Linked DNA regions of Homo sapiens: all the other regions are linked to region 1. A link is a contact called in ENCODE Hi-C or POLR2A ChIA-PET data. All regions are on one chromosome and are shown on one strand. The core of a region is the stretch at or near the end of the contact, and the rest is flanking DNA. Distances in the headings are between cores, read along the strand shown. Region 1 holds the start of RAD23B (RAD23 nucleotide excision repair protein B). Region 2 holds the start of TXN (thioredoxin). Region 3 holds the start of NIPSNAP3B (nipsnap homolog 3B). Region 4 has its middle 24 kb from the start of CT70. Region 5 holds the start of CT70 (cancer/testis associated transcript 70). Region 6 overlaps PTPN3 (protein tyrosine phosphatase non-receptor type 3). Region 7 holds the start of SLC44A1 (solute carrier family 44 member 1).

Region 1 (4,331 bases), core at 969-3,468:
GTGGTGGTTGGGAGTGGGTGAGTGAGGGAAGAGAGTTATCAGGGATGAAGACCAGATTTTTGGTCTGAGCACCTGGGTAGACTGTGAGGCCATAAACTAAGATGGGGGAAAACTGGGAGAGGGGCAGTTTGCAGGGGGGAAGGAGGTCCAGAGAGAAATCAATTGTTCTCTTTGGCCACATTAAGTTTCAGAGGCTTGTTACATATTCAGGTGAAGATATTGCTTAGGCAATTGGCTAACTCTATAGCTAAGGGGAAAGGTCCAGGCTGGAGGTATTTCAAAACAAGGGCCAAGATGAAACCACCTGGTGACTACGAGTAGATACAGGAAGACAGAGGGCAGAAGATTGCATATTTAATTACTATGAAGGGAGTTATGTGTTGTGAAAGGGGAAATATCAGGTTAGTGGAGGGAGAAGCTGGTCAAGGAAAGTTTCTTGAAAACATTAAACCCAAGCTCCTTGAAGCCACTGAAAACCAAGCAGTGACATTGTATTAGTGAGGATGCTGTCCCAGAGAAGTAATTTGTAATTGGTCATAGAGCTAGTGGCCTGACTAGAACTGTGTTTTATACTTGAACTAAATCAAATGTGCCACAGGCACAGTATAAAACAGAGGAGAATAGCTGGGAGCGATGGCTCACATATAATCCCAGCACTTTGGGACTCCGAAGCAGGAGGATTACTTGAGCCCAGGAGTTCAAGACCAGCCCTGGCAACATAGGGAGAACATATCTGTACAAAAAAATAAAATATCAGCTGGGAAGCAGTGGTGTGTGTCTGTGGTCCCAGCTACTCAAGAGGCTGAGGTGGAAGGATCTCTTGAGCTCAGGAGGTTGACGCTGCAGTGAGCCGTGTTTGTGCTACAGCGCTCCAGCGTGGATGACAGTCAGACGCTTTAAAAAAATAAGAATAATCTTTAAAACAAAAAACAGGGGAATAGTGGCACACCCTGGGACACAGACTCTGGAGTCATTCTGTCTGAGGTCACATTGTGGATTTGCCATTTACTACTGGCTGGGTTATTCCAGGTGCATTACTCAACATCTCTGTACTTCAGTTTTCTATCTGTAAACGGACTTTCTACTAATAGCTAACTGCTTACAGACTGTTTATCATGATTTTACATACAATATTCAACTTCCCCCTCCAATAATCAATGAGTGACATTATTATTCTCATTCTACTGCTGAGGATCCAGAAGCACATTCACCCATTCCACAAATATTTACCGTGCACCTGCAATGTGCCAGGCATGTTCATGGGTGAACACAGCAAAATCTTTGCCTCTGTGCAGCTTCAGTCTGGGGTTCACAGGAAAAGGAGAAAGATGATAAACAAGAGATACGTACATTACAGGGTAATTATAAAGGGATACCCGCTATACAAGAAAACAGAGCAGGATAACAGAGATAGGAAGTTGGGATTTTAAGTAAGGCAGCCAGAACAGACCTCACCAAGAAGGCAATATCTGAGCAAGGATGTTAAGGGAGCCGGGGGCAACCTAGAATCCACCAGTGGGGAGAGTAAGGCGACTCGGAGAAAGGCGAGGGGCTAATGCATCCGTTCTAATAACTCTGACTTTAACTCGGGGCTAGATGGGGAAACACTGGACAGTTCTACCCCGAGGTGTGACAGAACTTGACCTTCATTTTAAATCGGTCCATCTGTTTAGGCTAGTGAGAAAAAACAATATTTGAACTCGGGCAGTCCAGCTCAGGAGTCTGTGCTGTCGGGATTAAAGAATCAGTCGACACCCCCAGGGCTGAGCCCCGCAGCAAGCGCCCCGCGGGTGCTGGCCCCCAGACTGTGGTTACCGCCATCCTTTCACTTAAACTCCGCCCCGATTACTCCCCCGCTCCAGGGCTCCGCATCCACTCTGCCGGGTCTCCACGAAGCGCTTCCCGGGCTACACATTGCGTAACTTCGGCAGCCGGGCGGAGCCTGCACAGAGGCGGAGCCGCGGCAGCCGGAGAGAACGCCCCAGCAATAGTCGCTAGGAGGAAGCCCCAGGAGCCCTTGCCGCCCACGGAACGCGCCTGCGTAATCCGGGTCCAGGCCGCCGACATTCCAGGACCGCCTTCCGCCCCGCCCCCAATTCTGGGGCGGAGTCCTCGGCCGCGCCGGCGCAAAGCGTCGCCGCACCCCACGCCTGCGCGCTTCGCCCGCCCGGCCCCATCCCCCCAGGTTTTTCGCGTGGGGGAGGGGGCACGTCTCGGCGAGTCACGATGATGGCGGCCACCATCCTGTGGTGAGCTAGCGGATTCCCTGCTTGTCTCGCCGACCCCCTCGCGCCTTCTGCAGACTCCGTGGCTGGCGCTCGGCGCGTGAGGAAGCACGGCGGCCCGAGTTCGCGGGGAAGGCCGCAGTCGCGGAGGCAGCGGCGCGGTCCGGGGCACGGGCTGGGGGAGAGGCCGCTCCGCTGGGCGAATGTGACAAGCCCCCACCCCCACCGCCTTCCTCCCCAGAGCGCGAGGAGCGCGGGCGACCCCGGGGCCCCGCCAGGCCACAGACCCCGCCCAGCGGCCAGCACCCGGCGCAGGCCCGGCAGCCGAGCTGCGCGGCGGCACCATGCAGGTCACCCTGAAGACCCTCCAGCAGCAGACCTTCAAGATAGACATTGACCCCGAGGAGACGGTATGCGCGCGGGCCGGGGGCAGGGGCAGCCGCGTGCGGGCCGCGGGGAGCGCCAGGAGCTCGTGGGGCCGGGCGGCGCGCTCCAGCGGGGGAAGCCCCGGAGGGCGCGATGAGGGCCCTGGGTCCTGGTGCCGGCCCTGGCGGCGTACAGCGGAGCCGATCCTCCTGTCTTGGCCGTGGGCTTTGTGGCAGGAGAATGGGGAAGCAGTGGCCGGACGCCGAAGGCCTGGTGGCAGATGGCGTGGAGCGCACGCCCGCGGGCCTGGGCCTAGGAGCTCGTGCTAGCGGGGCCGGAGGGGGATGGGAAGGTCCAGGCCGTCTCAGCCGTAGAGCCTGGCTTTCTGGTATGGGTGCACAGGTGGGGGAGGGAGACGTAGGCGTCGCCACTACCCCTGTGTGGACCTGGTTAGCCGCTTAGTTCCCAGAGTTGGTAACCCGAGAAGATGAGCCTTAAGAAAAAAAAAAGTATCAGGTTCCGTTTGCCGCCGAGAGGTGAGTGGTGGTGAAAATGAATTTGCCCCTTTCCCCTCAGAATTGTTTACCCTTTTATTTGCAAATGAATCGTTCTGCTGCCTTCCTCCCGCCACCAAACCCACACCCTTGCGTAGATTGCACTTTGAGGCCTCTTTGGTGATGGTTTTAGCTGTTAGAGCTCTTCACAGCCATCCAGGCTCAAACTAAACTTCAGATTTAACGGGTTTTCTGTGTTAGAAATCTTGGAATTGTAGGAGTTGGAACGCTGCAGCCACCCTCCCCCGATGCCCCAAACAGTAGCAGTTCAAGGGGGAAAAAAGAAAAAAAAAACAAAAAACAACAACTTTGAATCCTTTCTGCAGTTAAAGCCTTAAACATTTCAGAAGTCCACATTATACATTTTTCTGTATTTGTGACTGCATAAAGAGACACTGTTGAGGTCAGTACAACTTTATGCCAAGAATCTAAAAACGCTGTGAGTGTAAATTTACTGCTTATGTTCGGAAATACACCGCCAAGATTGTCATAATACTAAGTTTAAACCAGCAGCTTTCTGCCCAACTCTATTTTTAAAAGTAGTTGATTCTATTTTGGGTGGAGATCAGGGGCTTTGGTGTTAAGTAGACCTGAGTTCCATTTGTGGTTTTGTAACTTATTTGCTATGACCTTGGGCAAATTACGGTTAGTTTCATTCTCTGTATAATAGGGATAATACCTGCCTTGCAGAGATGTGAAGATTAGATGGTATGTATTTACTTGGTGGTCAGTAAATGGAATCGATTATTTAAACAATGGATTCCTTTGAGTGGAGATACAGTGTTACGTTTTACTTATCTCATTTAATCTTAAGTTTTGTACATCTTTAATTTTTTAAGAAACAGCCTTTTTGGGATTTTGGTACAAAATTATTTGATTTCAGAATATTTATATGTGGGTGTATGCTGTGTGATTAACTTCTTAAAAGTACAGGAGATCTCAGTTATACATGAGAAACTTTTCAGTGTCCTCAGAAGTAATTGACAATACCCTGTGGACTGACAGTACTAATAGAATCTAATTTCTCTTGAATATTTCTTTACTGCTTAATGTGCATTAATAAGTTGAAGGGTGAAAGTTAAAATGGAGTTTGTTTGATGATTTCAGACAAACTACGTAAAATGCCTATTTGACTTTGGTTCTTTGTGGTAACAAATGTTGGTGCCCCAGTAACTTAATCGGCTTA
Region 2 (4,331 bases), core at 1,009-3,508, 3.0 Mb after region 1:
GGTGGTTCACGCCTGTAATCCTAGCACTTTGGGAGCCTGAGGTTGGTGGATCACCTGAAGTCAGGAGTTCGAGACAAACCTGACCAACATGGTGAAACCCCATCTCTACTAAAAATACAAAATTACTGGGCATTTTGGCAGCGCATGCCTGTAATCCCAGCTGTGCAGGAGGCTGAGGCAAGAGAATCGCTTGAACTCAGGAGGTGGAGGTTGCAGTGGGCCGAGATCGCGCCACTGTACTCCAGCCAGGGCAACAAGGGCAAAACTCCATCTCGAAAAACAAACTAACAGACAAATAACAATCAAATTAGTGTAACTTTCGATCAATGACTTTGGATTGTTATTTTGAGGATTAATTGATTATCAGGGCCTTTGGGCCCCAGGCTGTAGTGCTTTTTTTAAAGTTCCTGTCACCCTTGTACACCTTTGTCACTGGTAGAGGAGGAAGGTGCTCTGACATGCTCTGACAACTGGGAGGACTAAACTGTGTGCTCCAGAAATCCTAATCAACTTTGTTTGTAGTGTCTGGATTTTGGGACAACTAACATAGACCACTCAAAGGTCTTCTGGCTCAGTGGAGGGGGTTCTTAGCAGTTGGGTTATACTGAGGTTGCCAGACCCTGGAGAACAGAATCCCAGCCCCACTCCCTTCCCCAGGAATGGATTAATAATTTGTCACACAATAGGTGCTTGGAAAAAAAGTATATGAAAGACAATTCACTACTAAGGATCTTTTCAACACATGAGGGCTGCTAAAATGAGAATCCCACTAAGAAAAAACTGATTGAGAGGAAGATAAAAGATGACAGTGGCAATCAACATATGAGGAAAAAACACTGAGAGTCAATAATAATCAAAGGAACAAAAGGATCGGGGACACATTGCAGACACACTTCTGTTTCCGAAGCCCACCCGGCACCAAACAGGTCAGGGCACCCGAGGCGGGCGAGGACCCGCCCTCCTCTGCTTCCCGCAGGTAGGGAGGGGTAATCGCAGGGTAGGCGCTGGCGAGGGGTCTTCTACCGTTCGAGCAGTATCAATTTCCTCCACTCACTTTTCTGACGCTGCATTTAACAAATATTTCTGGAGTGGCTACATTGGACTAGACACTGCGCGTTAGGCTCTGGGTTTCCCAGTCTACAAGGTTTTAGGCTTGCAATAACTTTCAAACATGGGAAGGCTGTTTCGCCTTGGGCATTTTTAAGAGGACAAAACAACGATCGGGATACCGATAGGTCGGCGAGCAGGCAGCAGGGCGCGGCTGCTCCCAGGAGGAACCCTGGCTCCAGCAAAACCCACCGACTGAGGGTGAATCATGGACGGGCAGGGCAGCCGAGGCCCCCGGGCCCAACCTTGGGGACTCAGTCATTCCAAAGCCACTGCTGCCGGAAACGCGCCCTGCGCCACAGGAGTCCCGTGGGCGCGGCCCGGACCTCACTTCCTCGCGGTCACCTGGGGCCCTCGGGCCTCCTGGACAGACCTGCACGTGCCAGGGGGTCTCCAGCCGCAATCCGCCCCCTTAGTGCGGATACAGCACGCGTCACCTTTGGGGTCGGGCATGGGTGGAGGCAGGCGGGGGTCTCCGGCCTAGACCCGCTCCCAAAGGGAGATCACTACCCCCGCTGCGGGTGGATCACTTCACATACGGAAAGGCAGCGGCGGCCACCGACCCGTGCCTTCTGCAAGGGCCCTCCCTATCCTTGCCTGGGGCCTGAATCTGGATACAGATGGGGGGCCAAGGGCGGACCCCTTCCATTCCCTCATCTTCCTCCAGTCGGGGCTGCCCGGACGGGAGGGTGCAGGAGGCGCAGCGTGGGGACTCCTCACGCTGTCTGCGCTCTCACATCCCCCGGACGCTCCCCGCGTGCGTGCAATCCCCCGAGGAACAGGGTGCGAGAAACGCTGGGCACCGCCACTCCGCCCTCCAGGGGACCCTCGTCCTTCTCCTCCCTTCCTCCAGGGCAGGCTCCACCGCCTCGGGCGCGCCCAGGCCGCTGCTTCCCGCAGTCCCAGGCCGAGACGCCGCGTCCCTTTCCCCTGGCGATGCGGAGGGGCGGCCTCCGCACCTCCCGCCACCGCCTTCCCCACCTCCCGCCACCGCCTTCCCCAGTTACAGAGGCCGCGCGCGGCGCCGGCACCCTGGCCTTCCCCGGTAGCGCGTACCTTGCTCTCGATCTGCTTCACCATCTTGGCTGCTGGAGTCTGACGAGCGGCTGTAAGGACCGATGGAAATGGATCCAAAGCACCAAACAGAGCTTCAAGACTCGCTGCTTGCTCTCTCCCTTTATAAACTGGCACGCCCGGCGTGCGTGTGGCGGGGGCGCGCGCGCCCGGCCGGACCTCCGCGCCCGTCGCTGCGCCCCGGCCACGCCCCGCCCCTGGAGCCTGCGAGCCGGGATCGGGGCGGGGCTGGCGCAAGCGTGGGGCGGAGCTCCAGGGCTTCGGCTCCTGTAACCCCAAGCCCAGCTCGCACTCCAGCTGGAAGTGGGGATCAGCACTGCGCGTGACGGTGGGAGGCGGGGAGACGGACAGTCACCCCCAGAGACACAAGGTCCCTCCCGGGTCACCTGGGGATGCGTCCGCCGGGCCTGAATCGAACACGCCCACGCTCGAGATGGGGACCGCCCAGGCAGGGCTGGATTCCTCGAAAAGGGCCGCCACGCCCCGGCCCCCCCAGCCACGTGAACCCCACAAAGTGCTGAGTAACGGTGACCGGGAAGTATCTCGGTGTGTACGTCCTTGCCTCCTCTCCGGAATTTACCGTGACCGTTCTCTTCTCTGTAACCTCCTTCTGTTCTTTCATTTTCACTGCTGAGCCCGCTGCTCCAGCTTGACACAGCGGTTTAGTGCGGTAGAAACGACCGGGGGACTGGTTGGGCTCTTGACCATCAGACAGCTGCGTGTGAGATGGAAGTGCCACTGGGTTGAGCTCTGCAACTTAGTTACGCAGTTGTGACCCTGGAAAGGTCCTGACCTCCTGAAGTCTCAGTGTTTCCTTCTGTAGAACGGGAATCATGATGGTCTCAATCTCACGGTGGTGGTATTTTGAGGGTTAATAGTGCTTGCAAAGGACGGTGCTTGGCACATAGTAAACACTCCATAGATAGTTCTTACTGTTCGGTGTCTTGCAGGGACTGATTGGGCCTGGCCACCTTATACAGCATTTACAATGGCACAGCACGCACACTTGTGTGAGATTCTTCTAACAGAGGCAGACTCCTGGAACAGAAGTCGGAGTTTGCATTGATCCAGGAATGCCTGTTGCAGGTTATGTCTGGCAGGGCTGGGGATTGTGGAAGGTGGGTATGTTAGCTGGCCTTGTGGAGCCAGGAGGGCCTGTCAGCGGCTGGAAGTGGAGGTTGAAAAGCTGCTCACAGGAACGAGAGCTAGAAGGCTGGGAGGGAGAGTCCCAGGTCTGTGTTTTCAGAGCTGAGCTGTTCCCGATGAAGCTGCAACTAGGTGTGATTGCCTAGGGGTGGTGATACTGCTGCCTGGCTGCCCCCTGAAATCCCTGGCTTCCTTCTTTCACTCTTTCAGACAGAGGAAGGGAGGAAACCAGAGGTTTTGAATCTATTGTGCAAAGTTTCTAGGGGGCTGAGGAGCACGGAGCATGAATATGGATATAGGCAAGGGACACATTCTAAAGACAGCCCATAGGGAGGGAAGACAGACTGCCCTGAATGCAGCAATGTTCCCAAAGAGAGGGAGGTTATTGGGGCAGAGAGGAAGGAGCTGTATGGAGCACCCAGAGCAGAATCTATAACCTGCTTTTCTGCTGCTGGGTTTTCAGTTCAGCTGCATCCCAGCTTCCTGACTTTTATCTGTTTGTTGGTGAATTTGCATGGGTGATAACAACAAATCATTGAGTTCCAGGAAGGGGCAATGCAGGCCATCCTCAGCTGACTTCTCTCCAAAGACCTTCCAAATGTCCAGTGACTCAGTGAAGGAGGTACTCCCTCTCTCCCACCTCCACAGCACCAATGCAGAGTAGATGTGGAGGATGGTACAGTTATAAGGAACTGGGAGGCCAGTCTGGACTCTGCAATTTGACTCCGTTGTCCTCATCCCTACTCTACCACTTCATGACTGGGTAACTCTAGGCAAGTCTAAATAGCCTTTTTGTGCCTCAGTTTCCTTATGTGAGAAGTGGGCGTAATAATAGCTTGTGCTATTATAAGGGTTGAGTGAACTAAAATATATGTAAAATGCTTAGAACCGTGCCTGGTGTGTAGTGAATGCTACATGAACTATGATTATAGGCTATTAAATGAATGATGAGATCCATCTGGAATGATGGCAGAGCTAGGGTGGAAGGAGAGATTATAAAACAG
Region 3 (4,331 bases), core at 234-2,733, 2.5 Mb before region 1:
GATTCTAGAGGATGGGAAAGATTAGGAGGAAGACAAGGATGGGAGAGATTTGTTAAACAAAATTATAGCTAGATAGGAGGAATAAGTTCTAGTGCTCTATACCACTTCAGGATAACTATAGTTAATAATATATAGTTTCAAATTGCTAGGAGGATATTGAATGTTCTCAACACAAATGATAAGCCCCCGGGGGAGTGGCTTCTGTGAGACCTAAATCCTCATCTGCCACAGAAGGAAGGCAACACATACTCTCCATAACTGAAAATGCAAGAAATAGCAGAAAATGACTATTATTTAAAAATACGGGCCAGGCGCAGTGGCTCGTGCCTGTAATCCCAGCACTTAGGGAGGCTGAGCCGAGAGGATCACCTGAGGTCAGGAGTTCAAGACCAGCCTGCCCAACATGGTGAAACGCCGTCTCTACTAAAAATAGAAAAATTAGCCAGGTGTCGTGGCGTGCGCCTGTAATTCCAGCTACTCAGGAGGCTGAGGCAGGAGAATCTCTTGAAACCGGGAGGCGGAGGTTGCAGTGAGCCAAGATCATGCCACTGCACCCCAGCCTGAGCGACAGAGCAAGACTCTGTCTCAAAAAAATAAAAAACATACGGAAACAGGTATTAGAAGAACAGCTTAAAATGTTGAAGGTGGTTAGTCTGGGGACCAGTACTCTGGGACTGGGAGGACTAGACCAGAGGTCGGCTGTTTTGCTCTTAAGGCTTACAGAACGATCTAGTTTCAAACTATCTATGTTTAACTTCGACTTTTTCCTATCAGGCTCGGTGCTGCTATTCCACTGAGCTCATGGAAAATTAAATCTTTATTAGGAGCCTTCCAAGATCACAGTGGGGTGGCAATGGGGACAGATAATGCAGAAAAGCGAAGGCTCACTGGTCTACAAATACACGTCTATCACAACCTGTAAAAGTTAACCCTGTCCCAGCCTGGCCAATATGGTGAAACTCCGTCTCTACTAAAAAATACAAAAATTAGCGGGGCGTGGTGGCGGGCGCCTGTAGTCCCAGCTACTGGGGAGGCTGAAGCAGGAGAATGGCGTGAACCCGGGAGGCGGAGCTTGCAGTGAGGCGACATCGCGCCAGTGCACTCCAGCCTGGGCGACAGAGCAAGACTACGTCTCAAACAAAGAAACAAGTTAACCCTGTCAACATCTCGACTTTAAATGCAAAGCACTGCACATGCACACGCTGAACACCTCCCCTTCCTTCTCCAGGGGCAACACAAGCACAACCGCCGCACATTTACGAATCTACACAACTGCGCATCGGAGCGAATGAGGTCAGGGCCCAGAAAGGTGGGGCAGGAACGATCCCAGCCTTCAGCTAATTCTGTCACCTCTAACGTCTGGGGCAAGAACGTTTCAGGAAACCAAGGGGGACCGAGGCTCAGCGCCGAAGAGAAAGACGCCAACTGCGGGACCTGTCGCGCCTCCCGCGCCGGGGTGGAGCTGACCCCGCCGAGTCCCGCCCCTGCCTGAGTTCGCCAGTGGTCCAGGAGCCGCTTTTTTCCACTCGGGAAGACTTCAGAGAAGTCTCACAAAGGACTCGGCTGGCTGCTTTTCTCAGTGCCGAAGCCGCGCCATGCTCGTTCTCAGAAGCGGCCTGACCAAGGCGCTTGCCTCACGGACGCTCGCGCCTCAGGTACTGGCCGCGGGGGCGCGCCCGAGCCCTGGCCGGAGGGGAGGGGAGGGGCGGGGGGTATTTCTGAAGCGTGCGAGCCACGCTCAGGCGCTCCCAGACCTGGGGCCCCGCGCCGCCGCCGAAGTTCTAACGCGGTCTCTGGAGCCGTCTGGCGCGCAAGGAGGAGGCTACAGGCCGGGGTCGTCTCGCTGGCAGTCGCTGTCAGAGGGGTTTTCTAACTGGATGCCAGTGTTTTTGTGATTTTTGTTTTTGTTTTTGAGACGGAGTCTCGCTCTGTCGCCCAGGCTGGAGTGCAGTGGCGTAGTCTCGGCTCAGTGCAACCTCCGCCTCCCGGGTTCAAGCGATTCTCCTGCCTCATCCTCCGGAGTAGGTGGAATTACAGGCGCCAGCCACCACGCCCGGCTAATTTTTTTTGTGTTTACTATTTAGTAGAGTCGGGGGTTTCACCATGTTGGTCAGGCTGGTCTCGAACTCCTGACCTCGTGATCCGCCCACCTTGGCCTCCCAAAGTGCTGGATTGCAGGCATGAGCCACTGTGCCCAGCCTGATGCCAGCTGTTTCTAGCCTAAATGCCACAACTCCCGGGACACCCCCGTGGCGCCAGCTGTTGCGTTTTTTTAGGATAACATCTCCAGATACAAATCTCCGAAAATCAACTTTAAAAGCAGTTATTAGAAATACCTCATTGGCCCATTTTCCGAGATAATAATATTTTTAAACTGTAGATACTAAGCAGTTTTTTATTTTCAGAATTTGATTAAACTGACCCAAAAAGAATGGCCATCAAAAGAAAGGATAGTTGCAGGTATTTTTTGGTATGAAGAAGGGTTTTCTAAGAAAACTAAGACACTTGGGCAATAAGGGCATAACTCATACTGGAGATGAATGAACTCAAGATAGACAATTATAATTAAGACGTTATGCACACAAACTACATAGACATTTGCATGTTGTAACCAAAAATATGTCAGTGAAAGATGCCTACTGAAACTGTTGCGATAGATTATTCTGGGTAGTGAGCCTCAGGAAATTGTCACATGCTAACCATGCCTAAATGAATGGATTTGTAAACTAGAATGCCACGGGAGTGGTCTGTGTATACACGTGTGTTTACATAAATATTTGCATGTACGTACATACAGACAGACTGGATAATTTCTGACAGGGCATTTGCTACTGAACATTAAGCTCACTCAGGCTCAGAGGGCCAGATTAGGACAGAAAATTTACCCATTGGGCATATGACTATTACAAAGGGTGGTTCTTAAAGGATAGTTCCATAAACTTGGTATAATTGAGTGCACTAAATGTACATACTTCTTGATATTGCATCTGTAATTAGAAACAATGATGGAGACAATTCTCATTTGTTGAGTTTTTTTCCTTTTCAGCCTTTATGCAGTATACACCCATAGTACAATGCAATTGGATAAGTTATAGCTTCCTTTTATATTAGTTACATTCCAGTCCTGTTTTTGACCGGTAGTCTTCATCAGTAGATTCAGGAAATACTTTGACCTGAATAGCCCTTCCTGTTTTTTTAGGAACCTTTTAAAAACAAGAGTTTTTTGTTAGTAAACGTATTTTTGGGCCTGCCAAAAGGCATGTGTACTTAATAAATTTTTTTCAATGTGTGGAACTAATACATATGGTATTGAGTAAGATGGAATATTGGCTAAACAGGGGAAAACCCTTTGTAAATTAAAGAGACTAAGTCTTAAATGTAGTTCTTCGGTAAAGGAGTATCATTATGATCCCACAGCCTTCTTGTGAGCAAATTCTCGTGAAAAAATGGCTAGAGGTAGACCCCTGCTAGGAAACAGTTGCTATATATTCATCAGAATTAAGAGTAGTTATCTTTATTGACATCTCTATGTAAACAAGTGTATATGGAGAATTGACAACAAAAGTAAACAATGGATAATGAGTCTATGTGTGTTCCTTGTACCAGACTCAGATTTGGTTGTAACCAAATCTGTAATTGTACCTTCCCAAGATATTTACATTTGTCTTACCTCCTTCAGGTGTGTTCATCTTTTGCTACGGGCCCTAGACAATACGATGGAACGTTCTATGAATTTCGTACTTATTACCTTAAACCTTCAAATATGAATGCGTTCATGGAAAATCTTAAGAAAAACATTCATCTTCGGACCTCTTACTCTGAATTGGTTGGATTCTGGAGTGTAGAATTTGGAGGCAGAACGAATAAAGTGTTTCATATTTGGAAGTATGGTAAAGAGTCATCCAGTTTTAGTATTCAGTATAGATTTTCATTCTGTTAAATGTAACATAAGACTTAGTTCTTGGATCTATATTACCATAGATACATACAGGTTAAGTAAGACTTTTTAAAAGCAATACCAAAAAAATAAATTTAGCAGATCTTCTTCCCAGTGGTACACCTCTAACCACCCCTTGCTTGAACTCTTATGTTATCATAAATGAGAAAACATGCAGTCTCATATATCAAACCATAAAATTGTGAATTAGACTTTAATCCTCAGAAAAATGTTAGAATCGTTTGCTATAAAGATAGCTCATGAAAAATTTAAAGCAGTAATTGTAAATGTTCAAGTGGGTTAAGATCACCGTTGGGCCTGCCAAAAGACATGTATATTTAATAAAAATGTTTTAAATGTGTAACTAATGTATATGGTATTGACGAAGATGGAA
Region 4 (4,331 bases), core at 1,189-3,688, 2.3 Mb before region 1:
GCCTATGATTTTCAATGAAGTTTTGTATTTTGCTCTGTAAAGCTTTTGCATGTCTTTTTTTTTTTTAACCACTGTAAGTGGTATCTTTTATCAAATTAATGTTGGTCCTTTGTTGGTGGTGATAGAAATAAAATTGATTATTGTACAATTGCAGTTTTTTCTCCCAGCTGTTCTCACTTAAAAGGGTTAGTAATTTGTTAGTTATCTTGAAATTTTCTTGTACACAATAACATTGTCTTATATCTTACAACTTCTTGTCTTACTGCGGGTGGAGGGGGGGCTAGGACTTGATAAATTAAATGTATAATAGAAAAGCAAGTAGCCAGAAGGCTTGTTCTATTCCTGATTATAAAGAGAACTTCTGGCCCAGAGCAGTGGCTCACACCTATAATCCCAGCACTTTGGGAGGCCGAGGCGGGGAGATCACTTGAGGCCAGGAGTTCCAGACCAGTTTGGCCAAAATAGAGAAACTTCAACAATTAGTCTGGCATGGTGGCCCATGCCTGTAATCCCAGCTATTTGGAAGGCTGAGGCATGAGAGAATCACTTGAATCTGGGAGGCAGAGTTTGCAGTGAGCTAAGATCCCACCAATGCACTCTAGCCTGGGCAACAGAGTGAGACTCCATCTCAAAAAAAAAAAAAAAGAAGAACATTTGAGAATCACGCCTATAATCCTAGCACTTTGGGAGGCTGAGGCCAGTGGATCACAAGGTCAGGAGTTTGAGACGAGCCTGGCCAACATGGTGAAAGCCCGTCTCTACTAAAGATACAAAAAATCACACAGGTGTGGTGGCGTGCATCTGTAATCTCAGATACTCAGGAGGCTGAGGCAGGAGAATCACTTGAACCCAGGAGGTGGAGCCGAGATCGCGCCATTGCACTCCAGCCTGAGCAACAGGGCGAGACTGTATCTCAAAAAAAAAAAAAAAAAAAGGAAAAATCTAAATATTACTAAATATCGCAAGTATTGCTTCCTCCCTTTTAATGTTTCACAGTGTATGGGGGGTTTGTTCAGAACACAATAGCTGCTCTAGTGATCAAAATCACTATACATCAACTATTATTTCAATTTTTCAGTATGCCTATTGCTGGGCTGCCCCACACAAAGAACAAATAAAAAATTATGTATCTTGTTAACTTTTGCCAAGTTGGCCAATTTCATGTTATCCATAAATGCCACACTAAAGAGAGTGAACACACACATGGTCATAAAACAGCAGGCTGAAGCTAACTCCAAAAACAAAGAAAAAATCCAACGCTAAACCATTCTGCATTTAAGTTCCCAAATGACTCCCATGGAGGCCCTTAAATTGTATTTGTTTGGAAAAAACAAACAAACAAAAACAAAAGGAGTTCATCGTTAGCATGTGGAGGATGTTCATTAGCGGCTGTAAGAAATCACGGTCTAAACTACACCGTTCAAGAAACCCACTACAGTCGTGCAGACCAATAGCACTATTCTAGAAGGTAGCTATCCCTCGTGCCCTCTAAGAACCATCGTTTTGCATCGTTAGCAAGAAGCAAAGAGTAGATCTTAAACCTCTTTAAACTTCTCTGCGTCCTATTCAAAAATTAGGATACCACTTAACTCTGCACTTTAAAAAAGGATTTCAAGTGTGCTGCATTTTAAAGACACTTCATTACAAAAGTTAGAAAATTAAAGTATAAAACTTATCAAAACAAGTTTTTACGTTTTCAGGATGATTCACTGCAGAATTTCTTTAAACAGACTCCCCTCTTTTTTGTGTGTTGAGTCTTTAGGGAAAATAAGTGATAGTAAACATCAACCACAGACACCTGCAAACTAGGAAAAAAAATAGGGTTGCTTGGACATGGTAGGGAAAATAATTTATTTTCACAGAAATTTAGCCGGGCGCGGTGGCTCACGCCTGTAATCCCTGCACTTTGGGAGCTCAAGGTGGGTGGATCACCTGAGGTCAGGAGTTCAAGACCAGCCTTGCTGACATGGTGAAACCCAGTCTCTACTAAAAATACAAAAATTAGCTGGGTGGTAGTGGCACGCGCCTGTAATACCAGCTACTTGGGAGGCTGAAGCAGGAGACTCTCTTGAGCCTGGGAGGCAGAGGTTGCGGTGAGCCGAGATCGCGCCACTGCACTCCAGCCTGGGCAACAGGGTGAGACTACGTCTCAAAAAAAAAAAAAAAAAAAAAAAAAAAGAAGAAGAAATTTAACATACAGGCGATTTTTCAGGTTCTCATTTGCTAAACCAACAATGCAGAATTTGTGAAGTAGGGGCAACAAGTTGCTGAACCTGAGAGACGCCTCTAAATGCGCTCAGAGGTTATTTCAACTGTGCTGTTTGCTAGTTCAGGTACAACAGGCAAGACAGAAAGATGCCACCGCTCTCTCCACCCTCCCAGCGCCGGATCACAGAGCGCAGACCATGCACCCAGCCTTCCACACACGTCGCGATCTCGCCGCTTTAAGCTGCTGGGTACCCTCGGCCCGCCCACAAGAAGGCGGGGCGGCGCGGGGTCTGCTGGGAGTTGTAGTTTCGGGCCGGGCCCGAGAGCTTCTTGACTCGTTTCCTTCTACCCCCACCGCCGCACAGCTGCCTATGGACTCTGGAGTTGCTGTGTATTGAGCATGGGGCACAGCCGGGGGTAAAAGGGGAGAAGGCTCCTTTAATCTGCGGATCGGGGCGCCGTTGATGAGTGTTAGAGGTGTTGGAACGCAGAGTAAGCGGCGCGCATGCGCGGCTGCCGGAGGTGGGGGCCGCTCCTCCCGTGCCACTCAGGGGCTGGCTGCTGCCTTAGGGCTGACTGGGCTCATAGGTAGGGCCTGCGGTGCAAGTTTGTGATAACACTGCCTGTAGGCTGCGGTTGTTAAGGCAGAGATTTGAAGGGGGTCGGTTGGGGGTGCTGGGTAGTGTCAGTAATCAAGGGTTTTAATCGCTACTCCATCCTGGCTTTCGGGAACCTCCCACCTCCTACCCTTTCCCAGTTTGCAGAATTGCAGCTTTCCCCATCCCCCACCCCGATCGCTTCGTGGGAAGCCTTTCCATACTGTGTTGTGAAATCCGTTAGACCTCAGCCAAGGCCTTTTAGCCCGCCCGGAATTCAAGCTGCCCCCTCCTTGCCAAATCCAGATCATGCGAGACAACAAAAGGCTTGAGGCACAAGCCCTACAAGGCAGTGCCCCTGCCAGTTCTCCTAAACTTATTGTTTACCCTGCCCTCTTCTTCCCCTGCAAATTCAGACAGCCAGGCGATAGATTAGATAAATAGATTCCATGTCCTTACATTTGCAACAGGCTTTCATAGATTCCTTTGCTCTGGAAGGTGGCATCATTATACAAAAGGACAAGTGAGAACACACGAATGTAATCAGTGGCAGAACCCTGGGACTGAACCCTACAGGAGTTCTAAGTCTATTGTTTCTCCTACCACTTCACAAATGTGTCAGAAAGAGCTGAATGAGGTGACCAGCTGCACCTGACGCTAGCTGGCTTTCGGAATGCTCAGGCCCTGGGCCCTTGGCTCACCACAACCACTCTTAAATTGACTAACAATTGCCCCTTAGTGAGTGACCTCTCCAGCAAGCCCGGAGGATTTTGCCCAGGGTAATGTTTCACATTGAGCACATACTTTGTGCTGGGCCCTGGAAAGGATGTACATCAGATCTTAAGTTAAAAGTTTCCTTTCCCCCAGGGAGACCAGGCTGTCCTATCAAGTATTCTGTATTTCCCAAAGGATAGTATTAGCCACACTTTGTTATATGATTGCTTGTTTGCCTGTTTTCTTTTCTTTTCTTTCTTTATTTCTTTGAGACAGGGTCTCCCTCTGTCACCCAGGTTGAAGTGCAGTGGTGCGATCATAGCTCACTGCAAGTTCAGACTCCTGGGCTCAAGCGATCCTTCTCCCACCTCAGCCTCTGGAGTAGCTGGAAGTACAGGCGTGCACCACCATGCCCAGCTAATTAAAAAAAAAAAATTTAGAGGAGGTCTCACAATGTTACTCAGGCTGATTTCAAACTTCTGGGCTCAAGTGATCCTCCTGCTTCAACGTCCCAAAGTTCTGGAATTACAGACACGAGCCACCCTACCTGGCCTGCCTGCCTTGCTTGAGAAGCTGCAGCACTATTTTGTTCACCATTGTATTAGCAGTGCTAACATATAGTGGCCTTTTCATACATGTCAAATAGACATATAAATGATGAATGCATGAGTCCAGTGTCTGACCTTCATGTCTGTGCCCAGAGTCTGTTGGGAGAGGTGGAGATGAAAATAGAGGTAGGCTGGGCACAGTGGCTCACACTTGTAATCCCAGCACTTTGGGAGGCCGAGGCGGGCAGATCATGAGGTCAAGAGA
Region 5 (4,331 bases), core at 684-3,183, 2.3 Mb before region 1:
CTCACAGCATCATCGTGAGGATTACATAAGGTAGAAATATAAGGAAGCTCCATATTTATTGGTACATTATTTCCATTGTCCTTGTAATGATGTTGGTAGTTTTTTTAAAAACTAATTACAGGTCTTTGTACTAATCTCTATTAAAATGTATACACTTATTTACGATTTATCAGATTAACATTGCTGCTCTATGTTCAGCCTTTGTATTTTTTTCTCATGTGATACATTTATCTGTGAGTTTTTAAAAACTCTATTCATATTAAAATGACAGCATAGGACCCCTATCCCTGCTAGTCACAAATTTTATTTTATTCATTAACAATAAATCCACAACAATTGGCTACATTATATACTGTTCTGGGGGCAATGACAGAGTCAAAGAAATAAAATTTGGGGTGTGTGCCCTCGAGTCTGTTAGTCCTCTGGGGAAATGACCTACATTCTTAACCTTAAATGTTAGTATCTTTTTTTTTTTTTTTTTTTCAGAAGGAGTCTCCCTCTGTTGCCCAGGCTGGGGTGCAGTGGCGTGATCTCAGCTCACTGCAACCTCCGCCTCCTGGATTCAAGCGATTCTTCTGCCTTAGCCTCCTGAGTAGCTGGGATTACAGGCATGTACCGCCACGCCCGGCTAATTTTTGTATTTTTAGTAGAGACGGGGTTTCACCATGTTGGCCAGACTGGTCTCTAACTCCTACCCTCAGGTGATCTGCCCGCCTCGGCCCCCCAAAGTGTTAGGACTACAGGCCTGAGCCACCACGCCCTGCCCAAATGTTAGTATCTTGAAATAGTTATGCGTCATGCCAAAGAAATCTAGAAGACCTGAAACTCTTCAATCACAGAACAAACTTGTAACTTCGATGGCAGTTATCCTTAACAAGATTCCCTGCGGGCCCTCTCTGAAACGGAGGAGATGTGACATTATAGAACTGCAAAATCTTAGGATTCATCACCTAACTTTAATGCTGAAGCGTTTGGAGATCATTCGGACTAACCCTCATGTTTTACAGTTGAAGATAATGATACTGGAGAAGGACTCATCCCAAATCACCCGTCGGTGGCAGAGCCTGGACAAACCTATGTCTCCTCCCTTCACTCGTTTGGGGTTGTTGCTGGACTGCAGGGACTCGAAGTAAGTAGAGAGGGGTACAGGGCACTGGAAGAAGAGGTATTTTGCAGGAGTCTGTTTTTTCCTGCTCCCAAATCGGTGGGATGTCAGCGAAGGATGGGTCTCTGGAGGAGAGGAGCTAACAAGGTCTTCTGAAAACCATCACTGAGGGTGCTGTGGTTGGGAACTCGAAACCTTGCCAGTTAAAAACGTTTCTGCGAATGTGGTTTCTGAGGGCGAGGAAGCCCTCCCCCGCCCCAGCGCCGGCCCCGCCCGCCGGGTGCCCGACAGTAACCCCGAGGCGTGCGGCAGCCCCAGCTGTCTTCAACGTAGCCATCTGGAAGACAAAAACCAGAAAATGTGCGCCTTCTCATTTGAAACCTGGTCTTTAAGTCCGGCCCCTCCCCAGCAAGAATGGGAACATTTAGTTTGCACCCACGTGGCTCTTCCGCGGGCTCATGCTCCACTCGGAAGCCCGGAGCTCTGTCCGGAATAGGCCAGACAGAGCTCCCTTCCCATCTGCCTTTTGCAGGAAGAAGGGATGTGGGGCAATCGGCACAGCTGAATAGGGGCCAGCTGTGGGAAAAGGGAGAGCGTGACAACAGATGGGGGGAGGAAGGAACGAGGAGTAATGGGGCGTCAGGGCCAGGGTGGCAGCTCAGAGGGCCCAATGTCGCCCCGCCAGACCCAGAATTAGGGCACGTCTGCAAAGCTCACACCCTCCATTTGAGAGCCGAACCGAAACCATCACAAGATGAAACCTCCGGACTCCCAGCCGCGGCGGGCGGCGGGCAGCGGGCGGCGCGCAAGCGCGCGGGGCCCCGAGTCTGACCTCGAGTTACCCCGCGCGGCGAGTCGCAGCGAAGTAGGTGAAAGGTAACTAGCAGACGCTGCTCTGGGCGAAGGCTGCGGCGCGCGTGCGCGGGGCTGGGCCTTGGGTTCCGTTCTCCCCCAAGTTTCTCCAAGTCTGCACTTCGCCAAACTATGGGTGTGTCCTGGGCCAGTGCATGAAGCGATGGAGTGGGGACATCGAGCCGATTTGGAAAATTCCTGCCACCCACTCTCTGTGGAGAAACGAGGTCTAGACGCGGTGCAGGGGAGAGAACCACTTACTGAACGCCATGTGTGTGCGCGGCGGGCGTGGTGCTGGGCGCCCTTCTTTTGATTCTCACAACCCTTTGAAAGACCTCAAAATGACCCCTCATGGAAGAGGAAACTGAGGCCCTGTGAGTTCATTTAATTGGCCCACGGTCATCCAATCAGTTAAGGGCAATTTCCATGAAGGGTCCGTGCTTCAAAGTGGGTTTTTGGCCCTAAAACACACAAACGACACCTGTAGCACATTTGGCAAGGCACTCTCATAGGCATTACTCATTCCATCCTTATCAGAAACCTATGAGGTAGTAGGTGCTGTGACTATTTTCTTTTTGCAGATGGGGAAACTGAGACTCAAGGAAGTTGTTCTGGAATCCCACAGAGAATATCAGAGCTGAAATTTTCTGTCCTATTTTAGAGAGATAAAAAGCTGAAAGCTCAAAGTCACGTTCTCCCATCGCCAATCTGAAGACCTATGAGAGCTTCATGCTCTATGGGGTGAGTGGCCCAGGCCATGCTAAAGACAAAGAAGTTCTCATTATTGGAGGTCTCCTTTGAGGGTTTCCATTACAAAATTACAAAGTGATCAACCCTTCTAGAAGACAGTTGGGTTGTTCACTTATTAAGGGCAGGGACAGAGTGCACTGCTCACAGTTGCTGAATTTGGTGTTCGTTCGGTGAGCTTATAGCTGAATGAACTCATTTTCAATCCCAGATTATTCAAGGGGGAAGCTGCCTTTGTGTCAGGCAATGGGTGAAGTAGCTTGTTTGTGACTTTTCCCAGAGGAGGGTTCTTGCATTCACGCAGCAAACATACTTATCATGCACTCTGCGGTGTTTATATAGCTGGGAAACAGATGGGAACTTCAAAGGACAGGAATGCTTTGCTTCTCTTGAAAATTCTGCTCTGAGTATTTGTCTTAGTCTTCTCGTGCTGGGTACTTAAACAACAGACATTTATTTCTCATAATTCTGGATGCTGGAAGAACAAAATCAAGGTGCAGGCTGATTTGATTCCTGTTGAGGCCCCACTTTCTGGCTTGCAAACAGCCATCTTATCACTGTACGCTCTTAGAGACTTCTCTCTAGAGTCTCTTCTTATAAGGCATGAATCCCATCGTGGGGTCTCCACCCTTATGACCTCATCTAAACCAAATTACCTCCCAAAGGACCCACCTCCTAATCATCATACTGGAGGTTAGGCATTCAACCTATGAACTGGGTGGAAGGGAGCACAAAAATTCACTCATAACAATCCTAGATGTCTGGATGTTTGCCCATCTCCATGCATGGTAGAAGCCATGTAATCCCCCTACCCTGTCAGGGTTTCCTGTGACACAAGAAGTAGATCACCCAGGGAGGGGCACCGGAACGCAGTCATAACTCCTCCCACCCCACCAACCCCTTGGTGCCTCAGCTGCTCTTCAGAATCACAAAGGCCAGAAAACAGAAGCAGCTCTCCTCCTCTCCTAGGAGGCTTTGGAAACAGAGGGAGATGCAAATGGAAATTCCCCAAAAGGGAAATGCAAGGGAAGCAGAAAAAGCTGCAGCAAAGTGGGTCTGCCCCCGCTACCCTCATTTCTTTCCAAGAATCCCCTCCCTTGAGTGTGCCGTCAGAGAATTGGAATGTCACTGCCCTGTCCCCCAAGACTGTGTTGCTGCTCAGGCTGATAAAGACAAAGGCTGCAATTGGGCTCGCTTTGCCCGAATGTAACCCTGCCTTGAAGCCTTCCTGAGGTGACCAGGGGAGATCATGTGCTGCCTGATGCTGTCAAGATGCCTGTGTGAGCTGCCTGCCTGCTGGTGTTGGCAGGAAGAAGGCTGCTTGGTAACTTACATCAGCACCGCGTGGAGGGTTGAGAGCTTTGGCCATGCCGGGCCCTGTGCTGACACTTGTAGTTGAATTCCCTCCCATATGATCCTCCACAGCCCTATGCAGTAAGTGTGTGACCCCCGTTTTGGAGAGTATGAAACTGAGGCTCTGAGGAGGTAAGTGATTTCCCCACATCACCCAACCAGTAAAACGCATGGCTGAGACTCAGCTCCTTTCCTGCTCTAGGCATTTAAACCCAACACCCCAATAGGACAGGTTCTTGCAGCTGGCTGGGAAAATTGTCCCTAGGTTTCTTCC
Region 6 (4,331 bases), core at 1,036-3,535, 2.1 Mb after region 1:
GAGCGCATCTGGCCTGTGAGCGCTGGTCCTCAACACAGCTGCTGGGGCAGATGAGGCTGTGCATGATGGCAGCTGGGGGGTAGGCGACCACCTGCCCTCACTTTGTCCTAGAGTAGGGATGAGTAAACGTTTTCTGTAAAGGGCCAGAGAGGCTTTGTGGGAGTGAGGGCTCTGATTCAACTGCTCAACTCTGCAGTCATTAACCCACCAGTAAACAAATGGCTGTGGCTGTTACCAAAAAAACTAGTTACAGAAACAGATGGGATTTGGCCTGTGGGTTTAGTTTGCAGATCCTGCTTAAAGGTGCCTGGAGGAGAGTGGTGGCCCTGCAGGTTGAACTTGAATTGTTTTTCTCTTATCAGCTTTAGCAATGCTGAGGGGTTCTCTTAATAGCATTCCTGAAGTGGGTAGATCTGTTTGCCAACTGTGTGCCCTCATTTCTGGGAACCTCAGTATTCATTTGCAAAATGGGTTTAAAAATACTGACCTTACCACTTGTTATCAGAACTTAAGAAGGTGCTATGAATCTAGTGGATAGCCAATGCCAGGCACAGAGCAGGCACTTGGCCTTCGGCAGCTGTTAAGGCCACATTAAAAAAAACCTCTCAATTCTAGGCTGGGTGCGGTGGTTCACGCCTGTAATCCCGGCACTTTGGGAGGCCAAAGTGAGTAGATTGCCAGGTGTTTGAGACCAGCTTGGACAACATGGTGAAACCCCATCTCTACAAAAAATATGAAAAAAATTAGCTGGGTATGGTGGTGCATCCCTATAGTCCCAGCTGAGGTGGGAGGATCACCTGAGCCTGGGGAGGTCAGCGCTGCAGTGAGCTGCGATCGTGCCACTGCACTCTAGGTTTGGGCGATAAAGTGAGTTTTTAAAAAAAAACAAAAAAAACCCCAAATATCTCAAACCAAACAAAAACAAAAAAAACCCCCAACTCTCAATTCTGAGGGTTGAACCAACTTCCTTATGTAGCTCAGGAATGCAGCACATTTGTAATGCAAATTAAAAACTCATTGAAAGATTGCTTCCCAGCACAAAACTTCCTTTATAAATACACAACATACCTTAAGATTAAATCCAAATTTTCCATCTTCATCTGGTGTGATACGGATCAAGACTAAGTAGCTGTCACCATTATCATTCTGGAAAACGGTTTGAAAGTGGTCATTTGCATCACATCTCTCTCCAGCAGTTGGTGATAAGATATTTTCATTTAGTTAGAGCTACTCAGCTGCCCACAAGAGGCCGGGAAGCCCTGGGTGTGTGGATCACCCGGCTGCCTGCGCTCGCTCACCTTGTCACAGTAGTACTGGCTGGCGTCCTCGGTGGAGCCCCCTTTGGTCACCCTGTGGAAGTCATCTAAGAGCTGCTGATCAACGCCGTCAGGTGAGCAGGAGCCTGGAGCATTTGAAGATGGAGACACAGAACTGGATGACTTCTGGGTCAGGTAGCTTTGTGCCGGATTGTTCTCGGATAAACTCCTTCATCATGGGGAAGGAGGAGATATTAATAACTGGGTTAATATTTTATTAGAGCAAACACTACTGACTGTAGGGGCCTGGCAGCTGGGGGCTGTATGTTTCCCTGGAACCTCAGCTGCATAGGTTGTCAGCGGGATTTGAGTACACCCAGGGCCCACTGACCACCCCTGACCGCATCTGGCCTAGACACTGTCACATGGTTTTGGGGAAAAGGGATAGGAGGCAGGGTGGATCTGGAAACTGCTGAAAACTTTGCTCCCTTCCCCGCTGCTTTAGAAGGGTGACAGGGAAATGTGTCCAGCTCCTCTGGTGGTTTCATTACTGAACCAGGCTCTGCCAGGCAAGCTCATGCAGATGCACAGCCCATCCCTTCTGAAAGCTTTTTTCCTTCTGTCTCACTTCTGCGGATGGTTCTGCTTCATAGGACTCTTGCCTCCTCAAAGGAAACAGGACTGTTGTTGTTGTGCGTTCAGGAGAATTTATATTATTCCTAGTTGGCATGATTTGCCTGTGACATCCATGAACTGCCACGCTGAGATCTTGTTACATTTTCCTCTATCGAATATAGTTTCTTCTGTATCGTGGAGCTGCACTGTCTAGTATGGTAGCCACTAGTTATATGTGGCTACTTAAATTTAAATAAATTAAGACAAGAAACCAGCCATACTTCACATGCTCACTAGCCATATGCGGCCAGTGGCTCCCGTATGAGACAGTGCAGTCAGAGAACATTTCACCACGGCAGGAAGTCCTGCTGGACAGCGCTGTCTTAGAGAGTTACAGATGATGAAAACGGAACAGAACTTTGTGGTCATTTGTTCTAACTCCCAGTTCACAGATGAAGAAGCTGAGGTCAGGAGAGGCTGAGTAACTTGCCCAGGGTCACATGGCTTTCCCCCGGCTTAGCAGACAGAAACCTGACCGATGTGCGTCCTAAGCCTTTCTTCCCTCTCCAGACCATGCAGAGCCCACTTCCAAGACCCCTATTTCTAACCCCTCAGAGTCACAGGGATTAACCATCCCTGCTGTCACTGTACAGGACAGGACCCTTGAGTCTCTGCATCACCCACACCAGCCCCTTCCGGAGCCACAGGCCCAGCACAGACACCTTACAGAGCTGATGACTATGGGGCTCTCCTACATTCTAAGACTCTGCCCCACCCTAACCTCATCCAAAGTGAAGTGAGGGGAGAAGCGCAGAGACCAAGTCATTCAGTGAAACCCAGACAAAAGACAGCTGCTACTGCCTCTTTCTTGACCTTCATTTCAAGCCCTTATCCATGGATTTTTTATGAAATTGGTGCTTCTCTTTCTCCTAGTGAGTTTAAATGAGCCTAATTTAAATATAAAATCTGTATCATAGTCACACAGAATGATTCATAATCACAATCTATTTGAATAAAATATTCAGTGACAGACCAATGGAGAAACACAGCGATACAGTAGGACAAGAGTCTGGCCTTATGGTGTCCAAGTGGCTGGTTGGGGGTAGGGTGTTATGGATGGGAAGGCATTTCAGAGACAGAGTATTTTGGAATTGAAGTTGTATACAAGTTTTCAGATTGAAAAAGCATGACTTTCACTTACGTAAAAGGAAGCTTTACAAAATTCCCCCCAAATACGGCATCTTTGCTGGGTTTCACTGTTTACAAGAGCATCACCCAGTGGCAGAAAGGGCAACTGCTTGGCAGTTACAAAACAAGTTAAAATGGTATTTCCAGTTCTCGTTCTGTCTGTCTCTGTCTCTGTCTCTACCTCTGTCTCCCTCTCTCTCCCTCCCTGCACCCCCCCAATCCATTTTTTTTTCTTTTGAGGTAGGGTAAAGCTCTGTTGCCCAGGCTGGAGTGCCATTACATGACCACAGCTCACTGCAGCCTCGATTTCCTGACTCAAGAGATCTTCCTATCTTGGTCTCTTGAGTAGCTGGGACCACAGGCATTCGCCATGTCCAACTAATTTTAATTTTTTTTTTTTTTTGAGTCAAAGTCTCGCTCTGTTGCTAGGCTGGAATGCAGTGGTGCAATCTCGGCTCACTGCAACCTCCGCCTCCCGGGTTCAAATGATTCTCCAACCTCAGCCTCCTGAGTAACTGGGACTACAGGTGCCCGCCACCACACCCGGCTAATTTTTTATATTTTTAGTAGAGACAGGGTTTCACCATGTTGGCCAAGATAGTCTCGATCTCTTGACCTCGTGATCCACCTGCCTCGGCCTCCCAAAGTGCTGGGATTACAGGTGTGAGCCACCATGCCCAGCCTTTTAAAAATTTTTTGTAGACACAGGGTCTCACTATGCTGCCTAGGCTGGTCTAGAACTCATGGTCTCAAGCAATCCTCCTGCACTGGCCTCCCTAAGCGCTGGGATTACAGGTGTGAGCCACCATCCCCAGCCCTATTTTTCTTTTTTGATTTAAAACTCAATGGTCTGTCTAAACTAGCCCATGGTACTAAATGACAACAGTACTACTACTATTACTATTGCTGCTAGTACTAATACTATATTCCAAGTCATTTTATGCCCTAACCTATTTTTTTTTTTTTTTGAGACAGAGTCTTGCCCTGTCGCCCAGGCTGGAGTGCAGTGGCACAGTCTCAGCTCATTGCAAGCTCAAGCTCCACCTGCCAGGTTCACACCATTCTCCTGCCTCAGTCTCCCATGTAGCTGGGACTACAAGCACCTGCCACCAATGCCTGGCTAATTTTTTTTTTTTTTGTATTTTTAGTAGAGATGGGGTTTCACCATGTTAGTCAGGATGGTCTCGATCTCTTGACCTTGTGATCTGCCCGCCTCGGCCTCCCAAAGTGCTGGGATTACAGGCATGAGCCACCGTGCCCGGCCTGCCCTAA
Region 7 (4,331 bases), core at 1,322-3,821, 2.0 Mb before region 1:
AGTAGATAAGTACCCTGATCACTGGCTTAAGAAAAAAAAAATCCCTTTTGTGATTTCTGAGTTTGCTGTGGTTTAATTTCATTGAATGCTGTGTGTACTTGTTTATAAGAGTGAAAAGGAATAGTAATTTGCCCCTCTCTAAATCACTCCTTTTACGAGGCTTTTTTTGGGCATGAGGGGGATGGGAAAGAGACTCATTCTTAGAAGGTACAGCATATCAATGCAAGAGCTGTTAGTTTCCCTCATGCTAATGACGAAGTATAATTTTGAAACATCAGATTCATATGCATATATGGTGCATACATACATAATTGGTGTATTTACAAAGCACCTTGCAGAATCTTAGAACTCTTAGTTCTATTAACACTTAAAGGGAAAACCAGAGTGCAGATCAGTCAAGCACAACGGACTGTAGTTGCTTTCAATTATATTCACCCATTATCTATGTCTAGGAAAGAGATCTCTAAAAAAGCAAAATACATTTTATGAAGCACTGCCACAGTCTGTTACGCATTTATCTCCTTCTACAGTTCCAATTACAGAATAAGCACTAGCTACTACACGGAACGGCAGCACTAGCCAAAAAGATTTTTCTAATCTGAGAGAAATGCTCCCATATTGACTCTGCAAAGAGAAACAACTCCCCTTTCCTTGACTATAAAGAAGGAAGACAGATGGCTTCTTGTTTAGGACTGTAGTTTTACTTTCAGCCTCCTCCCCGAGTTAAAAACAAGATGTACTTTTCTGGCTTTGAGGGAAAATCTCAAGGGAATGTTTTTTATTCTTGGCTGCACTGAATAATTCAACAAACATTTGAGAGAGCTGAGGGAGATACAAAGGAGAAAATACTTTTCCTTGTTCTCAGGGAGTTTACAATCTAATTCTGGAGTTTACAACCAGAATTGGGACTAGAACCATTAGTTTTATGTCTTCACTTGTATTTATTGGTTTAATGGTTATGGGAAACACATGTAGGATTCGCCAGCTCCGTGGTATGGTGGACCCTCTGATTAACCTGAAAGGAAACTAGAAAGAATGCAGAAGAATTCAAGATCTCAATCAGTTGAGTACTTGCTGACCTAGCAGCACTTTCTTATGTTATTTAATCTTGACCACAAGCCTTTGCAGTCATCCCTGCTACCAGCATTTCACAGAAGCGGACAATGAGATTTGGAGAGATAACTCGTCCACAGTCACGAACTCAGGAAATGGCATAGGAAAACATCAATTAGGAATTCTTCTTCCCTGGCCCTTTCTGTAGCTGTCCCCTTACAGGCTACCATTCCAACTTTCCTTGGCTTAGATTCCCTTTCAGTGCATGTAAAGTCAATTTAATTCTGTGTTCTTTTCTTCCCTCTATACTTTAACTAATCTTTAAAACTTGATGTCTCATATTTGGTGAATCAGTCCTTTTGGAAGTCTCACTCCCTTGCAGCTTTGCAAATAAAGTTTTTCTTTTCTTTCCTGTGGCTGTCTTTTGAGACATTCTTTGACAAGATGAAATGACATATGAAGGCTATAACAGTGCCTGATAATGTGGGGTTTTTTTTAACATCATTATCTTTAGTTTTATTTCTTTCACTTTTTAACTGTTTTCACCTCATACTGTATTTCCTAACGACTCGTTTGGAATTGTAAATTTCTTGAAGGTAGTTACCACGTCTACTCTAACTTGTTGCTACTTCCTTGAGTCTTACTGATTTAGCAACAGGAACTTGGTAAGTCTCTTTTGCTCGCCTCTTTATTCCCAGTACTAGTCACTGGAACGTAGTGTGTCTTCAGTAAGTATTTTTAATATGAATAAATTAATGTCCCCTTATTGTTTTTTGTAGACTATCCTGTATAAGAAAGTTTAGCTTAGATCCAGTATGGCTTTGACTTGCGAGCCTGGATAACTTTTTGCCTTTTCCTCATTTCTGGCTATTTATTACCATTTCAACCTTGGGAACATTTCATTAGGTTCTTGGTCCCTTTCAAGCCTCAGTTTCCACATCAGCAAAATGGGGACAGTAGCAACAGATGCTTGTTTCTTCCCGTCTTCTTATCACCTATTCCTTCTCCAGGAAAGGTTTCTTGTGTACGCTTTCCTCTGGAGAAAAAAAACAGCCGACGGGGCGGTAAGAAGCCATCAGGATCCTGAGTTGTGCGTCCAGTAGGGAGAGGGAGAAGTCCCGCTTGCCTCCTAGATCCGGAAGCAATCCGGCCCCTTTTTGGCAGCGAGTTGGCCCGGTCTTTGGCTGCCTCAGACCGCGTTGCCCTCCAGCCTCGAGGCAGAGAGCTGCCTCGGTGCCACAGCTAAATAAGCCCGGCGCCGCGCAGCCTCTGACACGCGCGGAAGGGCCCGGCCTTGTTCTGGCTGCCGCCGCCCTGCCACCAGCACGGCGCTGCACTGGGGGCGGGGAGTCTGATGGGAGACGCGCGCGGCGCTGAGGAGGCGGCGGCCCGGGAGAGGGAGCGGGAGAGGGACTGGGCGCGGGAGGCGGGAGGCGGGGGGACAGAGGGAGGCGCCGCCGCCGCCGCCGCCCGCCCCTTTCCGCTGGGGAGCAGCTGCTGCAGCAGGAGCAGAGCAGGAGACGCGTAGCCGCCGTCGCCGCCGCCGGGGGATGTGGCCGGCGCCTGCCTCTAGCCGCGCCGCCTCTTGAGTACCAGCCGCCGCTGCAGCCGCCGCCGCCGCCTAGCCGTGCGGTGCCAGGCCGCGCCCTCCCCGGGCGCCCGCCGGCTCGCATGCCGAGGGGCTCCGGGGCGTAGCTGCGCGCCCGGCGCCGCCTCCGGGCTCCTTCGGCCCCGCCATGGGCTGCTGCAGCTCCGCCTCCTCCGCCGCGCAGGTGAGGGGCTCCCGCCTCCCGGCCGCCCGCCCGGATGCCTCCCGTGCGCCGCGTCGCGCGGCGGGCGCCCGCCGCCCGATACCTCTCGCTGTCCCCAGCCTCCCCTGAGCGCACCGTGCAGTCCAAAGACCCCCACTCCGCCTTTCCGTCCGCCGGGTCCCGCCGATGCCCGTGCGCTGGCTCCGCGGCTGCCGACTCAAAGGCGCCTCTGCGCGGCGCCTAGTGCGCCCTCAGCTCTTCCCGGCCCCTTCCCCAGTCGGCCCCCTCCTCCCAGTCACACCTGAGCTGCCCGTCCCGCCCGCCTGCAGGTAGAGGCTGCACTGGCGCCTCCTCTGCCCCAGGTGGCATCCCCTTCCCTGTTCTTCCGGGCCTGGCTCCTCTCTTCCACCTCCGTGGAGTCTCCCCGCCATCCGCCGCCCGTTTTCTGTGCTCCTCGCAGGTGTACCCCCAGCAAGAGCTCTTCACCTCTCCCACCGAATTCCAGTTTCTGCTTCATTAGATATTCTGTCCCTTTTCTCTTGCCCGCTGCCCCCTGGCTGGGTTCAGATGGTTTCAGCGGGTCCCGGAGCCCTTCCACGGCCCGCTCCGCAGACCTCGCTTGCTCGCTTGCACCCCATCCCCCCTTAGTGCCGTGACCCGGGCCCCGCGGCCTCCCCGCACTCGGAGGCCCCTGCGGGAGCGCCGACTCTGGGCTGGGAAGGAGATTGGGCACCTGGTGGGTGACGGGAGCGCTACGGAAACTCCCTCTTTGTTGCCAGTGTAACAGGAGGAAGAGGTTCCGAATTTAGTTTTTCTGTGGGCACTGGCTGAATGTTGTCGCTGAGGGCTGAGATGCAGAGATTTCTCTCAGCTTCTACCCTGCCCCCATCCAAATTTCGCCAACCTCCTTCTCTCGGATCCGAGCCCTTAACCTGGGTGGAAATGTTTAGACAACTGTACGAGGATCAAATGTAATAGAACTCGACTACTGGCCACTAATAACTGAGAGGACCTGTTTGTAAATTACCTAATTTAGTGGATTAGCGAGTGTATTTACAAATACTATAAAAAGCAATCAGGAATACTGCATCAAACTGTCTTGTGGTGGTGTATGAAAAATAGGCTCTGACAACGCCTGGGATGTAATCTCACAGTTTCATTAGCGTAGTTTCATTAACTGTGGTCTGTGATTTGTTTGTTTTAGGGGGCAGAAAAGGGCTCTTGTTTTTAGAAATAAAGGATGGTTGGTTCTTGGTGAAGAAAAACGCTAGTTTGGGGGGAAAAAATTCCTCCAGAAAGCTAGCATCTGTGATAATGCCAGAAGTGTTTTTGCTGCTGCTAAATGACTATATATAACTCAGTTTTAAATAACCTGCATACTTGTTCTGAAAATCTGAGATCTGTTAGAGAGAAAATGACTAGAATTGCAGATGAATGGGGGACATTTGTGTTTTATTAGGTATCCATCCTATCATCCTATTCCTCCAGTCTTTTTTTTTTTTTTTTGAGTGTTTGCTTACCCGTTAG

What was found. Hi-C counts contacts between places; a loop is a spot of excess contacts on that map. ChIA-PET counts read pairs that join two places held with the same protein, here RNA polymerase II (POLR2A). Pooled maps may share reads with other maps.
Region 2: a map of CD8-positive, alpha-beta T cell shows a loop between it and region 1 (16-fold over the local background). The contact joins the promoter of TXN here to the promoter of RAD23B in region 1. A Hi-C loop is called at or near these places in 3 of 168 maps with a recorded cell type or tissue (CD4-positive, alpha-beta memory T cell, CD8-positive, alpha-beta T cell and naive thymus-derived CD4-positive, alpha-beta T cell), 3 of 37 single-sample maps with no recorded cell type and 14 of 50 pooled maps.
Region 3: a map of OCI-LY7 shows a loop between it and region 1 (7-fold over the local background). The contact joins the promoter of NIPSNAP3B here to the promoter of RAD23B in region 1. A Hi-C loop is called at or near these places in 1 of 168 maps with a recorded cell type or tissue (OCI-LY7), 10 of 37 single-sample maps with no recorded cell type and 12 of 50 pooled maps.
Region 4: a loop to region 1 is called in a pooled map, with 6 times the contacts of the local background. The contact joins the enhancer-like site here to the promoter of RAD23B in region 1. A Hi-C loop is called at or near these places in 7 of 50 pooled maps. POLR2A ChIA-PET finds 5 or more read pairs at or near these places in 2 of 52 experiments (WTC11 and activated naive CD8-positive, alpha-beta T cell).
Region 5: a loop to region 1 is called in a pooled map, with 22 times the contacts of the local background. The contact joins the promoter of CT70 here to the promoter of RAD23B in region 1. A Hi-C loop is called at or near these places in 2 of 37 single-sample maps with no recorded cell type and 12 of 50 pooled maps.
Region 6: a pooled map shows a loop between it and region 1 (11-fold over the local background). The contact joins the enhancer-like site here to the promoter of RAD23B in region 1. A Hi-C loop is called at or near these places in 2 of 37 single-sample maps with no recorded cell type and 7 of 50 pooled maps.
Region 7: a loop to region 1 is called in a map of naive thymus-derived CD4-positive, alpha-beta T cell, with 28 times the contacts of the local background. The contact joins the promoter of SLC44A1 here to the promoter of RAD23B in region 1. A Hi-C loop is called at or near these places in 4 of 168 maps with a recorded cell type or tissue (CD4-positive, alpha-beta memory T cell, naive thymus-derived CD4-positive, alpha-beta T cell and ovary), 1 of 37 single-sample maps with no recorded cell type and 13 of 50 pooled maps.

The regions. Positions count from the first base shown.
Region 1 is chr9:107,281,061-107,285,391 of GRCh38, forward strand. RAD23B (RAD23 nucleotide excision repair protein B) reads left to right here and starts at 2,219. Exons shown (of 10, transcript NM_002874.5): 1 at 2,219-2,635. The coding sequence starts at 2,570. RefSeq lists an enhancer at 1,548-1,707 and a silencer at 2,198-2,757.
Region 2 is chr9:110,254,249-110,258,579 of GRCh38, forward strand. TXN (thioredoxin) reads right to left here and starts at 2,259. Exons shown (of 5, transcript NM_003329.4): 1 at 2,164-2,259. The coding sequence starts at 2,187. RefSeq lists enhancers at 1,451-1,780, 2,523-3,722, 2,651-2,850, 2,891-2,940 and silencers at 1,851-2,100, 2,271-2,510.
Region 3 is chr9:104,762,646-104,766,976 of GRCh38, forward strand. It overlaps NIPSNAP3B (nipsnap homolog 3B), which reads left to right and starts at 1,484. Exons shown (of 6, transcript NM_018376.4): 1 at 1,484-1,655; 2 at 3,680-3,890. The coding sequence starts at 1,596. RefSeq lists silencers at 1,213-1,412, 1,610-1,799.
Region 4 is chr9:104,965,838-104,970,168 of GRCh38, forward strand. No RefSeq gene overlaps it. Among named protein-coding and RNA genes, the nearest start is that of CT70, 24 kb to the right of the region's middle. RefSeq lists enhancers at 2,323-2,372, 2,453-2,502. Within about 2 kb of position 2,439, at least 34 of the 41 ENCODE cell types and tissues checked have a DNase peak (open chromatin) inside an H3K27ac peak, as active enhancers do.
Region 5 is chr9:104,989,862-104,994,192 of GRCh38, forward strand. CT70 (cancer/testis associated transcript 70) reads right to left here and starts at 1,934. Exons shown (of 4, transcript NR_184160.1): 1 at 1,825-1,934; 2 at 956-1,442. RefSeq lists enhancers at 1,084-2,283, 3,799-4,331 and a silencer at 1,218-1,487.
Region 6 is chr9:109,408,931-109,413,261 of GRCh38, forward strand. PTPN3 (protein tyrosine phosphatase non-receptor type 3) reads right to left here. Exons shown (of 26, transcript NM_002829.4): 15 at 1,299-1,485; 16 at 1,069-1,146. Among named protein-coding and RNA genes, the nearest start is that of PTPN3, 87 kb to the right of the region's middle. RefSeq lists enhancers at 2,285-2,404, 2,925-3,024. Within about 2 kb of position 2,286, at least 2 of the 41 ENCODE cell types and tissues checked have a DNase peak (open chromatin) inside an H3K27ac peak, as active enhancers do.
Region 7 is chr9:105,242,080-105,246,410 of GRCh38, forward strand. SLC44A1 (solute carrier family 44 member 1) reads left to right here and starts at 2,572. Exons shown (of 16, transcript NM_080546.5): 1 at 2,572-2,825. The coding sequence starts at 2,790. LOC112268038 (a long non-coding RNA gene) reads right to left here and starts at 3,514. Exons shown (of 3, transcript XR_002956866.2): 1 at 2,940-3,514. RefSeq lists enhancers at 2,214-3,118, 3,119-4,022 and silencers at 2,345-2,944, 2,955-3,094, 3,435-3,514.